Linked DNA regions of Homo sapiens: all the other regions are linked to region 3. Evidence: chromatin contacts called from ENCODE Hi-C or POLR2A ChIA-PET data. All regions are on one chromosome and are shown on one strand. The core of a region is the stretch at or near the end of the contact, and the rest is flanking DNA. Distances in the headings are between cores, read along the strand shown. Region 1 has its middle 24 kb from the start of HLA-DQB1. Region 2 has its middle 20 kb from the start of HLA-DRB1. Region 3 has its middle 21 kb from the start of HLA-DOA.

Region 1 (4,778 bases), core at 2,279-4,778, 340 kb after region 3:
CATAGAATGAGTTTAGAAGTATTCCCTCATAAAATACTTGTAGAAGTATTCCCTCCTTCTCTATTTTTTGGAATAATTTGAGTAGGATTGGTATTAGTTCTTCTTTGAATGTTTGGTAGCATTCAGCAGTGAAGTCATCAGGTCCTGGAATTTATTTACTGGTAGACTGTTTATTGTGACTTTGATCTTGTTGTTATTGATCTTTTTAGGTTTTGAGTTATTTCCTGTTTTAATCTTGGTAGGTTGCATGTGTCTAGGACTTTGTCCATTTCTTCTAGGTTTTCCAATTTATAGCATATAGTTGCTCATAGTAGCCACTAATGATCCTTTGAATTTCTGCAGTATCAGTTGTAATGTCTCCTTTTCCATTTATGATTTTATTTATCTGGATCTTCTCTCTTTTTTTCTTAGTTTGTCTTGCTAAAGGTTTGTCAATTTTGTTTAACTTTTCAAAAAAGCAAATTTTTGTTTCATAGATCTTTTGTATTTTTTTCAATTTCATTTATTTCCACTCTGATCTTTACTTTTTCTTTTCTTCAACTAATTTTTGCTTTGGTTTCCTCTTGCTTTTCTAGTTTTTAAGATGCATCATTAGATTGCTAATTTAAAGTTTCTCCTTTTCTGATGTAGGCACTTATAGCTATAAACTTCCTCCTTATTACTGCTTTTGCTGTATCCCATGGGTTTTGGTATGTTGTGTTTTCATTGTCATTTGTTTCAATAAATGTTTCAATTTCCCTCTTAATTTCTTCATTGACCCACTGGTCATTCAGGAGCATATTGTTTAATTTCCATGTATTTTTATAGTTTCCCAAATTTCTCTTCTTATTAATTTCCAGTTTTATTCAACTGGGTTCAGAGAAGATGCTTGAGCAATTTGAGAGGCCAAGGTGGGAGGATTGCTTGAGCTCAGGAGTATGAAACCAGCCTAGGCAACATAGGGAGACCCAGAAGCAGTTCAAATGGGATTGAAAACCATGTACCTGTTGCCTGGACTGTAGAGGGCGTTGCAAGCCTGGTGGAGGTGAGCAAAGGGAGAGATTAGATAAAGCTGAGTACCCAACTTCCAGAGTTGCATATATCATTGAGACCAATAGTTCCACATACAGATTTCATTTAACATCTGTATTTTTAAAGTCAATCACAATAGACTTGTCAGACCATCTTAGAATTATAACCAAGAACAGAAGAAAACAAGATCACTTTTATTGTATTTTAGAACCTTGGGTGACAGTTGATATTGGGAGGGCTTCAAAGCTATAAATGTAGATATAAATAAAAACATAAACAGATTTAGAGGTTTTAGATCACAGTGAATGTGCTAATTTGTAACTCCTTTTAAATTTAACATATGGTAAACAACTCTATTTTGTCATTAAATATCTTTCTAAAACATTGTTTTGAAGGACTGTATATAATTGTGTCATAGTTTGTTACCTAATTATTTAAATTTTGAGGCCAGGTGCAGTGGCTCACACCTGTAATCCCAGCACTTTGGGAGGCCGAGGAGGGCAGATCACCTGAGGTCAGGAGTTCGAGACCAGCCTGGCCACATGGTGAAACCCCGTCTCTACTAAAAATACAAAAATTAGCCAAGCATGGTGGCAGGTGCCTGTAATCCTAGCTACTCGGGAGGCTGAGGAAGGAGAATCGCTTGAACCCAAGAGGCGGAGGTTGCAGTGAGCTGAGATCAAGCCATTGCACTCCAGCCTGGGGGACAAAAGCAAGACTTTGTCTCAAAAAAAAAAATTTTTTTTTTTTTTTGAGTACAGATGGGAATTGACTGAAAGCATTTTTACTGAATTGTTGGTTCTCAACTCCCCTCCTACTCCTACATCTTGGCTCTACTTCCCAACTACAAAATGGAAAGTTTCCTTTTTGGATATATGAGTACACAAAAAAGGAGAATCTTCACATTATGGTGTGTCCAGTCTCTTTTTACATTCCATTTTGTTTTTATTTTATAGAGGTAATATTTTTATAGCCTCATGTAGATTTTTTCATTTTAGTTTGTAAAAAAGAACAATGAGAACACTTGGACACAGGAAGGGGAACATCACACACATGGGGGCCTGTTGTGGGGAGGGGGGAGGAGGGAGGGATAGCATTAGGAGATATACTTAATGTAAATGATGAGTTAATGGGTGCAGCACACCAACATGGCACATGTATACATATGTAACAAACCTGCACGTTGTGTACATGTACCCTAGAACTTAAAGTATAATAAAACATATATATTAAAAAAATAATAAATAAATAAATAAGTCAGCCACTGCACCTGGACAACTATTCTGCTCAAAAAAAAAAAATAAAAAAGTAAACTTAAAGAAAACTTGCAATAAGAATAGTATTTTGTACTTATATATTTTTTTTCCTGAAATTGCACTCATCAGAACTCTTTATCCTTAAGTACTTCAGTGTGTATTTCCTAAGAAAAGGATACATTCTTGTACATAACCAGAATATAGCTACCAACTTCATTAAATTTAATTTTAATAATCTAAACTGTTTGAATTCTCATTGTCATATGAATTTTGTTTGAAAATACAAGCCCAAAATTACACTCCCATCTCTGAACATGTCATGTTTCTTAAATCATTTATGTCTTTATGCTGCATGGTAAATTTTTGTAATTAAAACACTGTATTTTTTTGTGGAATTTATTCCTTACAATTTTATATTTCTACCGGCAGTTTGAATGGTAATTTATCCTACATTCTCTCACCCTTCCCATCTCCCCCTGCTACTATATATTTTATTTGTGCTTCTTAGTAGCTTGGACTGCCAGAGACAAGTGACTCTGCCTCATCATATGCTTCTCATTGGTTGGAGAGATACATATTCATTACTATTAGTTATTTCTTCTAACCAGAGCTTCTGCAAAGCCCCTTTATCATTATCCTTTCTCTTCAATCACAATCTTGCCTAGTAACCTTTTCCATACCCAGATAGTTCCTTTCCTCCTGCAAGAACTAAGCGTATGTAAGTCTTCTCATTTGTTACCTAGTTCACTTTTCTTCACATGTGAGGATCCTGGATACTATTAAGATGCCTTCACTACTGACTGGATCTTGGAAAAATATGCTTTGTTTCCCTACAAAATATATTTTCTTTTAAGCTCTCAGAGTAAATTTTGAAACGAGCTACCCATAGATTAGTCCTCTGGTATTAACTAGTATTGTTATTCTGGCTGTAAAAGATAACTGTTCAAACTATTTACAGGTTAGATTATCCAGGGGATATAGTTTAGAGCACCCATATAATTTTTTTTTCAACAGATTACTTGATTTAAAAAGAACCTATCAAGTTAATGTTTTGAAGAAATTGATAATTTCTTTTAGAGGTTTCTCTGAAAAAATACAAGCAGTCCATATTAACAGGCTGGGTCTAGAGTTATATAGTCTGAGCGAGGACATGGGATGTTGAGTTGAGTCCAGAGACAGGCCATATGCAGCGAACCAGAACAATGTTTCAAAATCTGCAAATGGCTGAATCTGGGTATTTCCTGTGTGAAGGGGATGCCAGAAATGAGCAACCAAAACCTTAACAGAGACTGAAAACACATCCCAAAGTAGGAGGCAAAATACATCCACCTTCCAGGCAGCATACCCAGGCCTGATACACGTTAGAATGGGTTCTAGACATGTGACAACAGGATAAAAAAGTCAGTAAAATCATGGGAAAGATTAAAGTGAAAAATATTATAATATAAAGTCCACACATCTCATTAATTTTAGTAACTGCAAATAGACTAAACTTGTGACCAGAAGACAGAGACTGACAAATTGAATGCAAAAACATAAATTCAGGTTATACTGTTTACAAGACACATACCTAAAGCATAAAAGTCATTTCAGAGATTAAGTGTAAAACATAGAAAGGACATATTATGCAAAAACTAATTCTAAGAAATGGTGTTTATTTATTAATGTCAAAAACAAATTTTAAGGAAAAAGATATCGTAGGACAGAAAGACTGATATAATGATAAACATTCACCTAGTCAAGGAAAACAAAGGCTGGGCACAGGGGCTCACACCTGTAATCCCAGCACTTTGGGAGGCTGAGGCAGGTGGACCGCTTGAGCTTATGATTTCAAGACCAGTCTAGGCAACATGGCTAAAACCTGTCTCTGCAAAAAACAAAAATTAGCTGGGCATGGTGGCGCGTGTCTGTAATCCCAGCTACTTGGAAGGCAGAGGTGGGAGGATGGCTTGAGTCCAGGAGGTGTAGGTTGCAGTGAGCCGAGATTGCACCACTGCACTCCAGCCTGGGCGATAGAGCCAGACTTTGTCTAAAAAAAGAAAGAAAAGAAAAGGAAAACATAGCAACTATAAATATAGGTGCATCTAATAAAATATCCTCAAAGACATGAATCAAAATTGATATACTATTTAGGTAGAAAGCAATAAATCTACCATTTATAGTATGATATTTTAATATATGTTTCTGGGTTCTTTATAAGTCAAGAAGGCAAAAGTAGGATATAAAAGATCTAAACAACACAATTAGTAAGCTTGACCTAATAGACTTGAATATATTATAAAGTTATTGTCTATGTTCTCATCTATGTGAACTGGTAGATTCACCAGCACCTATTACATTAATTTTAATTTTAATTTTAATTTTTTTTGAAACAGAGTCTTGCTTAATAGCCCAGGCTGAAATGCAGTGGTGCGATCTCAGCTCACTGCAACCTCCACCTCTCAGGTTCAAGCGATTCTCCTGCCTCAGTCTCCTGAGTAGCTGGGACTAAGGTGCATACCACCATACCCT
Region 2 (4,342 bases), core at 741-3,240, 420 kb after region 3:
TGAAGATTTTTGACTGTGTTGGGCATTGGTGTCCCTAACCCCCGCATTAAGTTGTCGACAAAAAGAGTCAAACTCTGTAAAATATTTGAAGAGATTTATTTTGAGCCAAATGTGAGTGACCAATGGCCTCTGGCACAGTTCTAGAAGATCCTGAGAACGTGCCCAAGGTGGTTGGGCTACAGCTTGGTTTTACACATTTTAGGGAGACATAAGACATCAATCAATACATATAAGATGTACATTGGTTTGGTCCAGAAAGGAGACAACTTGAAGTAGGGGCTTCCAGGTCACAGATGGATTCAAAGATTTTCTGGTTGGCAATTGTTTGAGAATTTATCTAAAGATGTGGATTCAATAGAAGGAAGTGTCTAGGTTAAGATAAGAGGTTGTGGAGACTAAGGTTGTTATTTATCATGCGGATGAAGCCTCCAAGTAGCAGGCTTCAGACAGACTAGATTGTAAATGTTTCTTATCAAACTTAAAAAGGTGCCAGATGGGCCAGGCGTGGTGGCTCACGCCTGTAATCCCAGAATTGGGAGGCCAGGGCTGTGGATCACCTGAGGTCAGGAGTTCAAGACCAGTTTGGCCAACAAGGTGAAACCCCCATCTCTCCTAAAAATACAAAATTAGCCGGGCATGGTGGTGAGCGCCTGTAATTCCAGCTACTAGGGAGGCTGAGGCAGGAGAATCATTTAGAGCCCAGGAGGTGGCAGAGGTTGCAGTGAGCCGAGATTGCGCCACTGCACTCCAGCCTGGGCGACAGAGTGAGACTCTGTCTCAAAAAAGAAAGAAAGAAAGAAAGAAAGTGCCAGATGCTTAGATAATTCTCTCCTGGATCAAGGGAAAGACCTCGAAAGGAAAGAAGATTTTCTACAGAATGTAGATTTTCCCCACAAGAGACAGCTTTGCAGGGCCATTTCAAAATATGTCAAATTATATTTTGTGATAAAATACTTTGATTTCTTTCAGGGCATGCTATCTGTTGCGTTGGTGTCTTATTGCTACAAAGAGTCTGTTTTGTCAGTCTCAAGGTCTTTGTTCTAGTGTTAATGAGGGTCAAATGTGCCTCGATTCTAGAGGGAGGAAGGTATAATGATGCAAGTCCAACCTCCCCTTCCCATCGTGACCTGAACTAGTGTTTCAAGTTTACTTTAAAATGTCCTTGGCCAAGCAGAAGAGCCCATTTAGTTGGTTGAAGGGCTTAAATTTTATTTTTGGTTTACAGTGTGAACTGTATTTTCAGTGACTGAAATGACTAATGACAGTGAAATAAAAATGAAATGTTTTTTAGTATTTATCATGGTCCGGGAATGAGTTAAGTATTAACTTGAGAGATCATGCAATTCAACCCTTTAATTTTAGTGATGAAGAAACAGACACTCAAAAGAGTAAATTACTTGACCAAGGTGTGGGTTGGGTGCCAGAATTCTGACCTCATGACCATGAATACAGTGTTTTTATTCCCATTCTACTATGTAACTATATTCACTAACTGAACCCCAAGGAGCTCTGATAAAGTAAAATATGACTTTGTATGAGAGGGGTATTGGAATTTTACTTTAGATACCCTGCTGATCTCAAATAAACTAATAATTTTAATTCCTGGGCTTTGAATTTAGGCAGAACGGGATTTTAATCCTCATAATTATCTCTTAAATCACTACAATTTCTTAAAATCACTCTTTAAAATCACGAATTCTTAGTGGTCTCTTAAAATTGCTAATTCTTAGTAACCTACTTATGTATTTATTAATTTTACAAATATTTATTGAGTGCCTGGAACTGAACATTCAGCAGTTAACAAAAATAATGATTAATTGAGATAATACACCTGGAAGTACTACTTTGCTAGAGCAAAATAATCAGCACATGATAATGTGACTTTCCCTCAAATTGTCCTATGACAATCAGCAGGTGGGATCATGGGCTTCTTCATCATTTCCATCTCGTTCACCACAGGTGCTCATGCATCACTAGCAGGGAGAATCCAGCGTCATAGTCATGCCCTTCCCTTTTAAAACTGACCAGGGACTTCCCACAGAGGCATGAAAAATATCAGGTAACCTCTTCTCCCCCACCAATACTAAGTACTAAGAGTCTCAGTCTTTACTCTGCTTCACAACTACAAAATATGGTATCTTGTCTCTCCACATGGGGTATCTTATTTCTTTCCATGAAACTACATCGTCAGCCATTCTTCTCACCACTCATGAGTCATCCTGCTCCTTCCCTGCCTCCTCCCCAAGACCTGGGATCAGATCAGACCTTCTTAGCAGATGTATCTGCTGGAGACAAGTGATGCTGCCTCATTCTCTATTCCTATTGGTTGGAGAAACATGCCTGTGACCGATTGGGGATTTCCAGGAATGCTTTTCTTTCTTGAAATGCCTAGTGCAAGAAGCTGGAATGCCTTCCCTGAAACGAAGTAACCTGAACTGAGACTGATGAGGCAGATTCTGGGTTTGAGAACTGCCTGCGGGTACTGCCTCTGAAAAGAGACATGTATTCCTTCTTAAACGACTCATCTTTCTATCTTTATCAAGTGATATTTCCTAGCATGATTATGAGAATATTAGTGCTCAGTAAATACAAACTCTTCATTCTAACTATTACTTCCTAGACTTGTAACTACACTGGGATTTCCAAAATAATTTCCTGGTTGATTTCCCTTCCATCTATAGCTATACAAGTCTTGTTTTTGTTGGGTGGCTTCACTCTGTGCATCCCCTTCCATTCCTGAAGGAAGAATCTTCACTCCCATCAGACAGTACTCCTCTCCCTGCCTGCATCTTTCATCCTTCGTTTCCCTTACATATCGTTTCATTATATTTTCTCTACGCCTCCTACTGTCTTAATTAACCAAAACTTGCCCTTTTTAATGAGTGTTACTATCTCATACACATAGCTCCAATCTTTAATTTTTAAGGTTCATGTAGGTGTGTAAAACATTTTTTTATTATTATTATTATTTTAGAGACAGAGTCTCGCTCTGTCACCCAGGCTGGAGTGCAGTGGCGAGATCTCAGCCCACTGCAACATCTGCCTCCCGGGTTCAAGCAATTCTCCTGCCTTAGCCTCCCAAGTAGCTGGGACTACAGGCATGTGCCACCACACCCAGCTAATTTTTGTATTTTTAGTAAAGACTGGGTTTCGCCATGTTGGCCAGGCTGGTCTTGAACTCCTGACCTCCGGTGATCCACCTGTCTCTGCCTCCCAGAGTGCCGGGATTACAGTCGTGAGCCACCGTGCCCGGCCAGTGTGTAAACTGTTTTAACAATTTGGCTCATGTTTGAAAACCAACAAATTTGTGCTCTTATTGTATTTTATAAACGAATCGATTGCAGCACTTGTTGCAGTGTATTACAGCAAGTTTACATTGGCTTTGAACTCCTAGGAAACAAGATCTGCAGATCCTATTTATCCTAATAACGCATAACCTTGAAGAATGATTTGCACAATTGCAGCAGCATTAACTTTTTAATGTTACCCCAAAGGAATAAACGTTATCTTTTTCAAGTCAGGATATAATTCCCATGTTTCTACCATCACCTCCAAAAGGGGTACAAAAGGTTATTTTCAGAGTTATTATAAAGATTAAATGAGATAATTGAAAAATGGCTAAAGAGACCCTGGAACTATTGATTCTCTTTTCCATCATTGTCCCTGCACGTTCTTCTTATAACCAGCAGGTGGGGAGATGACCCTTAATCAATCTCTTTCTCCTTTCCTTTCAATTTTGTCCCTACCACAGATTTTAGTTTTCTACTAGTGATGAGATCCAGCATTACAGCAATTTTCTTTTCATTTAGTCCTGGACAGGGACTTTCCACCTATGTCTGAAAAAGAACAAGTATCCTGATTCACGCTCTACATTCATTAAGCATGATTGATCGTACTAGAAAAGGGGAGAATTCTTGGCAATCCACACAGCTATCACCTGTTTCTTTCTACAAATTTCAGATATTATATCTTTCTCACATCACATAGCTAATAATTTGCCCCTACTCCACCTTTTCACAGGGTCTCGAAACCAGACTAATGCTAGGACTATTGAAGTAGTGTTATTTGCTGGAGACAAATGATGTTACTTCACTCAGTGGTTGCATAGGAAGAAAACTGATAAGTAATGGAGGTTTTCATAAAGTCCCTTTGTCCAGAAAACTGACCTGCTTCATCTTAAAGCACAGAGCCTGGGAACCAGGATAGATAATCACCCTGGGGGTTTGAGAACTCAGTCTTTGGATGCTATCTCTGAAAGACGAAAAGAGGTCTAAAAAAATTCCACATTTTCTCTTTCTACCCATTAGATAGTAGTACTTTGCACAAGTTTGGAAGGACACAA
Region 3 (4,704 bases), core at 2,205-4,704:
CGTGCCAACAATTAGATAATCTAGATAAAATGGACACATTTTGTGCTGGGCAGGGTGGCACACATCTGTAGTACCAGCTACTAGGGAAGTTGAGGCAGGAGGATTGCCTGAACCCAGGAGTATGGGGTTATCGTGCACTGTAGCCTGGGCAACATAGCAACCTGTCAAAAAAAAAAAAGACAAATTTCTCGAAAAACATAACTACTAAAACAATGAAAAAGAATACAATATTTCAAAGTATTTTATCTTTTATAATGTTCTTTGACAAAAATAGAACAGAGCTAGAGATCAATTACAGAAAGATAACCAAAAAATTTTGAAGAGTTTAGAAATTAAGAAATACAAATTAAAATAATCCATAGATCAAAGAAGATAATCAGAGATTAAATCTAATTATTATCAGATCCCTGACAATAAAAAATTGAAAATATCAGTTGGGTGTGGTGGCTCATGCCTGTAATCCCAGTACTTTGGGAGGCTAAGGCAAGAGGATTGCTTGAGCCTAGGAAGTTCAAAACCAGCCTGGACCACATGATGAGATCCTATCTCTACGAAAAATAAAATATAAGTTAGCTGGTGTGGTGCTGCATGCCTGAGGTCCTAGCTTCTTAGGAGGCTGAGGTGGGAGGATCACTTGAGCCCAGGAGTCCAAGGCTGCAGTGAGATATGACAGCACCACTGCACTCCAGCCAGGGCAACAGAGTGAGACCCTGTCTTGAAAGAAAAGAAAAGGAAAGGAAAGAAAAAGAAAAGAAGGAAGGAAGAAAGAAAATTGAAAATATTGCAAATTATACTTGCATTACAAAATATTATAACATAAGATGAAGCTGAAGTCAGGTCTAGACAAAAATTATATGCAACCTTAAGTGCATATAATTAATTGGAAAGAAAGAAATACTGAAAATCAATCATATACTTAGAAAAAGAATGTCAAATTTAACCCAAGAAAAGTAAAAGTAAGGGAATTATATACATAAAAGAAGAAAATAATTTGATAGGAAATAATAATACAGTAGAAAAACATCAACAACACTAAAGGCTTGTTTCTTTGAAAAGACTAATAGGATTGATAAAATTTTAGCAAGACTGTGGAAGATTTTAAAACAAGACAGAAGGCATGAAATTCCAATATCAGGAATGAAAAAGGTACTGTCATTATGGGTCCTGTAGACATTAAAATTACAATAGAAAATATTATAAATAACTTTATGCTGACAAATTTGAAAAGCTAGATGAAATAGACATATTCTAGAAAACACCACTTACTAAAATGAACTCAAGAAATAATAGAAAAATTTTCATAATCCTGTATCTATTAAAGAAATTGAGTTGGTAATTACAAAACTTTCCACAAAGAAATCTGTAGGCAAAGATGATCTTATTGGGTGAATTCTTCTAAATATTCAGTGAAGGCATTTGCTAACCTTACACAAGCGATTCCAAAAGACGGGGGAATAAAGGAACATTTCTCAACTCATGCAGCAATATGCCAAATCCTCATAAGCATGAAGCAAAAACAAAAACAAAAAAGCAAAAGTAAGGCTCATCTCATTTTTAAACACAGATACAAAACTCCTAAAAGATCTATTAGTCAATTAAATATAACACTAGGTAAAATAATGACCAAGTTGAGTTTATTCTATGAACATAGGGTAAGTTTAATATATGAAAATCAAGCAATGAAAATAGTAACTTATGGTTGAAAAATCTGTCAGTTACCACTAAAATCAAGTAGTCAAAATTAGCATCACAGGGTAAGTTTAATATACGAAAATCAAGCAATGAAAATAGTAACTTTATGGTTGAAAAAATCTGTCAGTTACCACTAAAATCAAGTAGTCAAAATTAGCATCACTGATAACAGAACAAATCAACATCATGTGTCTCCTGATTCAATGCACGGAGATACAATATCAACTATGAAGAACTCCTGCCTTTGTCATATCCTCTATGAGCTATTTAGTTCCTTTCCAATAAATGCCTTTTCTGCTTAATTATTCAAGTTTGCATTCTATTGTTTAAAATCAAGAACCTGCATTAGTACAGTAGTAATAGTTATTGAGCACTAATGCTCACAGCAGTGTTTCAACATAGATATTATTTATCCTTATTCTAAGATGAGGCAATAGGTAGTTATAGTTAAGAATATGACCCCAAATCACATACACAATAATAGGTGAAGGAAAGAATAAATTTCAAGTTTACCTGTCTCCAAATTTCATTCTTTTAGACTCTCTAACCCTTCTCCCTTGACCATGCTTGGCATTTTTGACTAAGTGATTTTAGCCAGGAACCTGGTTTACCCAAATACACAGAATCATCAATCTGTCTCCCTCCATACCCTTCCTTGGGATTTAAGGATGTCAGAAGTTAAGGAGAGAAGATAAACATGTGCTTTTACTGTGATGCTCTCTGGGGAAAAGTTATGTGGGGTCCAGATAAAAATCATTGCCTCTCAGAGAACAAAGACATGCTATTCCCAGGGGGCTGCTCATGAGATCTTTTTATAAGGCTCCAAACAGTAAGACTAGATGTAGGGCTAGCTCCCGAGTGATGGAAAAGAATCGGGACAACTCCCTCCTGGGGGTATCTCTCTCTCTCTGTCTCTCTCTCGACTCCAAACAGCATCACAAGAGAACCTCAAGTTTTGTATTATTTATTCCAGGAACCCCAAAGGGAAGGTGAAAGAAACTTGGGGAGAAAAAAAATCTCCCTTGAATGCATGAAAAAACAGGTGTTGGGGTGATGTTGATGTTGAGATAGCCAAGTGCAGGCACCTGACTGCCACCTGGGGATGGGAGCAGGAGGGAGTGCTGGAGACCGTGGATTCAGAGGTTACTAGTGTAGACGTGCAGGGAGCCACAGGCCTGGATGAGTTCTCCAGAGCAGCAGGTGTAGAGTGATAAGAAGAGGGCTGACGACTAACATCAGGTGTGTAGTTTTAGGAGTGAAGAAGAAGAGTATTCAACAGAGGGGACAGGTTTTCATTCCTGCTTTGGCACCTGGAGCAATAGGAAGTGTTTGATTGCCTGTGCTACTTGAACATTCTCCTTCCCCGACAGCTTCCACGGCCTCTTTGTAGACTGTCTCCTTGCTCACCTTCACCTCATATTGTCCCCTGGATTTGAGGCCCCAGCCATCATGACATGTTCAGGCTTCTGAACAGGGCTGTGAGGAGGGGGATGGAGGGAAAATATCAGGGGAAAGGATTTATCTGAATGCATGTAGAGACTTCAAAGAAGCTCTTTTCCTGGGAAATTCTGGTAACATTTCTCTCTATCCAATAAAAAGTGGGTGAAAGGCAGTGTCACTAGTTTCTGGCAGACTAAGCCCCTGAGAAGGTCCTGCTGCACGGATGTGTGTAACTGAAGCTGTGTGGAGGGAGCTTGTGATCTATACAGAAGTAGCAAGGGCAAGAGGAACAAGAGAGGTTCAAAGGCACCAAGTGCAGAGGCAGTGGGTGGGGAGACCCAGGCATGGAAGCCAGTGTTTCACTGTGAATACTTGGAAAGTCCCTGGCTGGCTCCAAACAGTAGAATATGGCTGGATTCTAGAGTCTGTTGTCAGAATAATGAGAATTAATACGGAAGCTCATTTTCAGACTTATCATTAGTTATGAGATGATGGAGGGTTAAGGAAACCACAGTAAGAGGAAGAGATTCTAAGGCTAGCTTCTTAGGACCCCACCCCATCCCTAAATTTTCAGATGGGAGAGAGAGGAGTGTTATGCATCTCTGTATCATTCTTTTTTGGAGCTGAGAGAGACAGAAAGGAGAGGGGAGGGGAGGGAAGGGGAGGAAGAGATGAAGAGGGAGAGGGGAGGGGAGGGAAGGGGAGGAAGAGATGAAGAGGGAGAGATGGAGAGGGAGAGATGGAGAAGGAGAGAGGGGGAGGGAGGGAGGGGAGGGAGAGGAGGAGAGAGAGAAGAGAAAGGGAGAGAGAGTGGGGAGAGAGGGAGAATAAGTATAAATCATCAATTAATCTGTGGATGTCTGATTGTCCACCTTCTGGATTATTTCAGACACTGAAATTTGTGAATAATGATAAGCAGGGCCTGGATCAGGAGAGCACTTCAAAAGATAAGGACTTGTACATAGGATGTTAAAGCCTGCTAAACAGGTCCTCACAGGCCCACCTTTTACTGCTTCCTCTTGAAATAAGCCTCTTCTGCCCTTCCCACCCTGTCATTACCACTGTCCCCAATACCACAAAGTGGAGGATTGTGGAAATCCCTTAAGAAAAAGAAAAGAAGCTCATTGTCTACATCAGAAATTCTCTGTAACTCCCATCCTCCCACTTCCTCATGCTGCCTGACTGCCTTCCTTATCACTCTACATCAGTTGGATTGTATCAACGTTTGGCCTTTCTTAAACCTCCTACTCTGGTGTCCAAAGGACAGATTTCTGTCCCAGAGCAGATATGAATGTTACAAGGGGAGTGTTTGATAGACAAAGGACCCCATGTTACTTCTGCAGTTGAAACTAGCCTCTGTATAAGGAATTAAAAGACTATGAGAAGAAAGTAATGATGGAGACATTATTCTCCCTATTGTCATGGATCAATGGCATCATCTGGGGATTAGGCCAATGGCTGCTTTGAAGGAATATTTTATAAAGTAGACATTATCAGTGATGAATTTGAGTGTGAGTTGAAATGGAAGTATAGTAAAGTGGTAAGACTCCTTGATGAATCAATGTTTGGTGT

What was found. A loop is a pair of places that touch in the nucleus more often than their neighbours do. ChIA-PET counts read pairs that join two places held with the same protein, here RNA polymerase II (POLR2A). Pooled maps may share reads with other maps.
Region 1: a map with no recorded cell type shows a loop between it and region 3 (3-fold over the local background). The contact joins two enhancer-like sites. A Hi-C loop is called at or near these places in 1 of 37 single-sample maps with no recorded cell type and 2 of 50 pooled maps. POLR2A ChIA-PET finds 5 or more read pairs at or near these places in 1 of 52 experiments (activated T-cell).
Region 2: a loop to region 3 is called in a map with no recorded cell type, with 9 times the contacts of the local background. The contact joins two enhancer-like sites. A Hi-C loop is called at or near these places in 5 of 37 single-sample maps with no recorded cell type and 2 of 50 pooled maps.

What each region holds. Positions count from the first base shown.
Region 1 is chr6:32,688,446-32,693,223 of GRCh38, reverse strand. No RefSeq gene overlaps it. Among named protein-coding and RNA genes, the nearest start is that of HLA-DQB1, 24 kb to the right of the region's middle. Within about 2 kb of position 3,528, at least 2 of the 41 ENCODE cell types and tissues checked have a DNase peak (open chromatin) inside an H3K27ac peak, as active enhancers do.
Region 2 is chr6:32,607,944-32,612,285 of GRCh38, reverse strand. No RefSeq gene overlaps it. Among named protein-coding and RNA genes, the nearest start is that of HLA-DRB1, 20 kb to the right of the region's middle. Within about 2 kb of position 1,990, at least 10 of the 41 ENCODE cell types and tissues checked have a DNase peak (open chromatin) inside an H3K27ac peak, as active enhancers do.
Region 3 is chr6:33,028,206-33,032,909 of GRCh38, reverse strand. No RefSeq gene overlaps it. Among named protein-coding and RNA genes, the nearest start is that of HLA-DOA, 21 kb to the right of the region's middle. Within about 2 kb of position 3,454, at least 18 of the 41 ENCODE cell types and tissues checked have a DNase peak (open chromatin) inside an H3K27ac peak, as active enhancers do.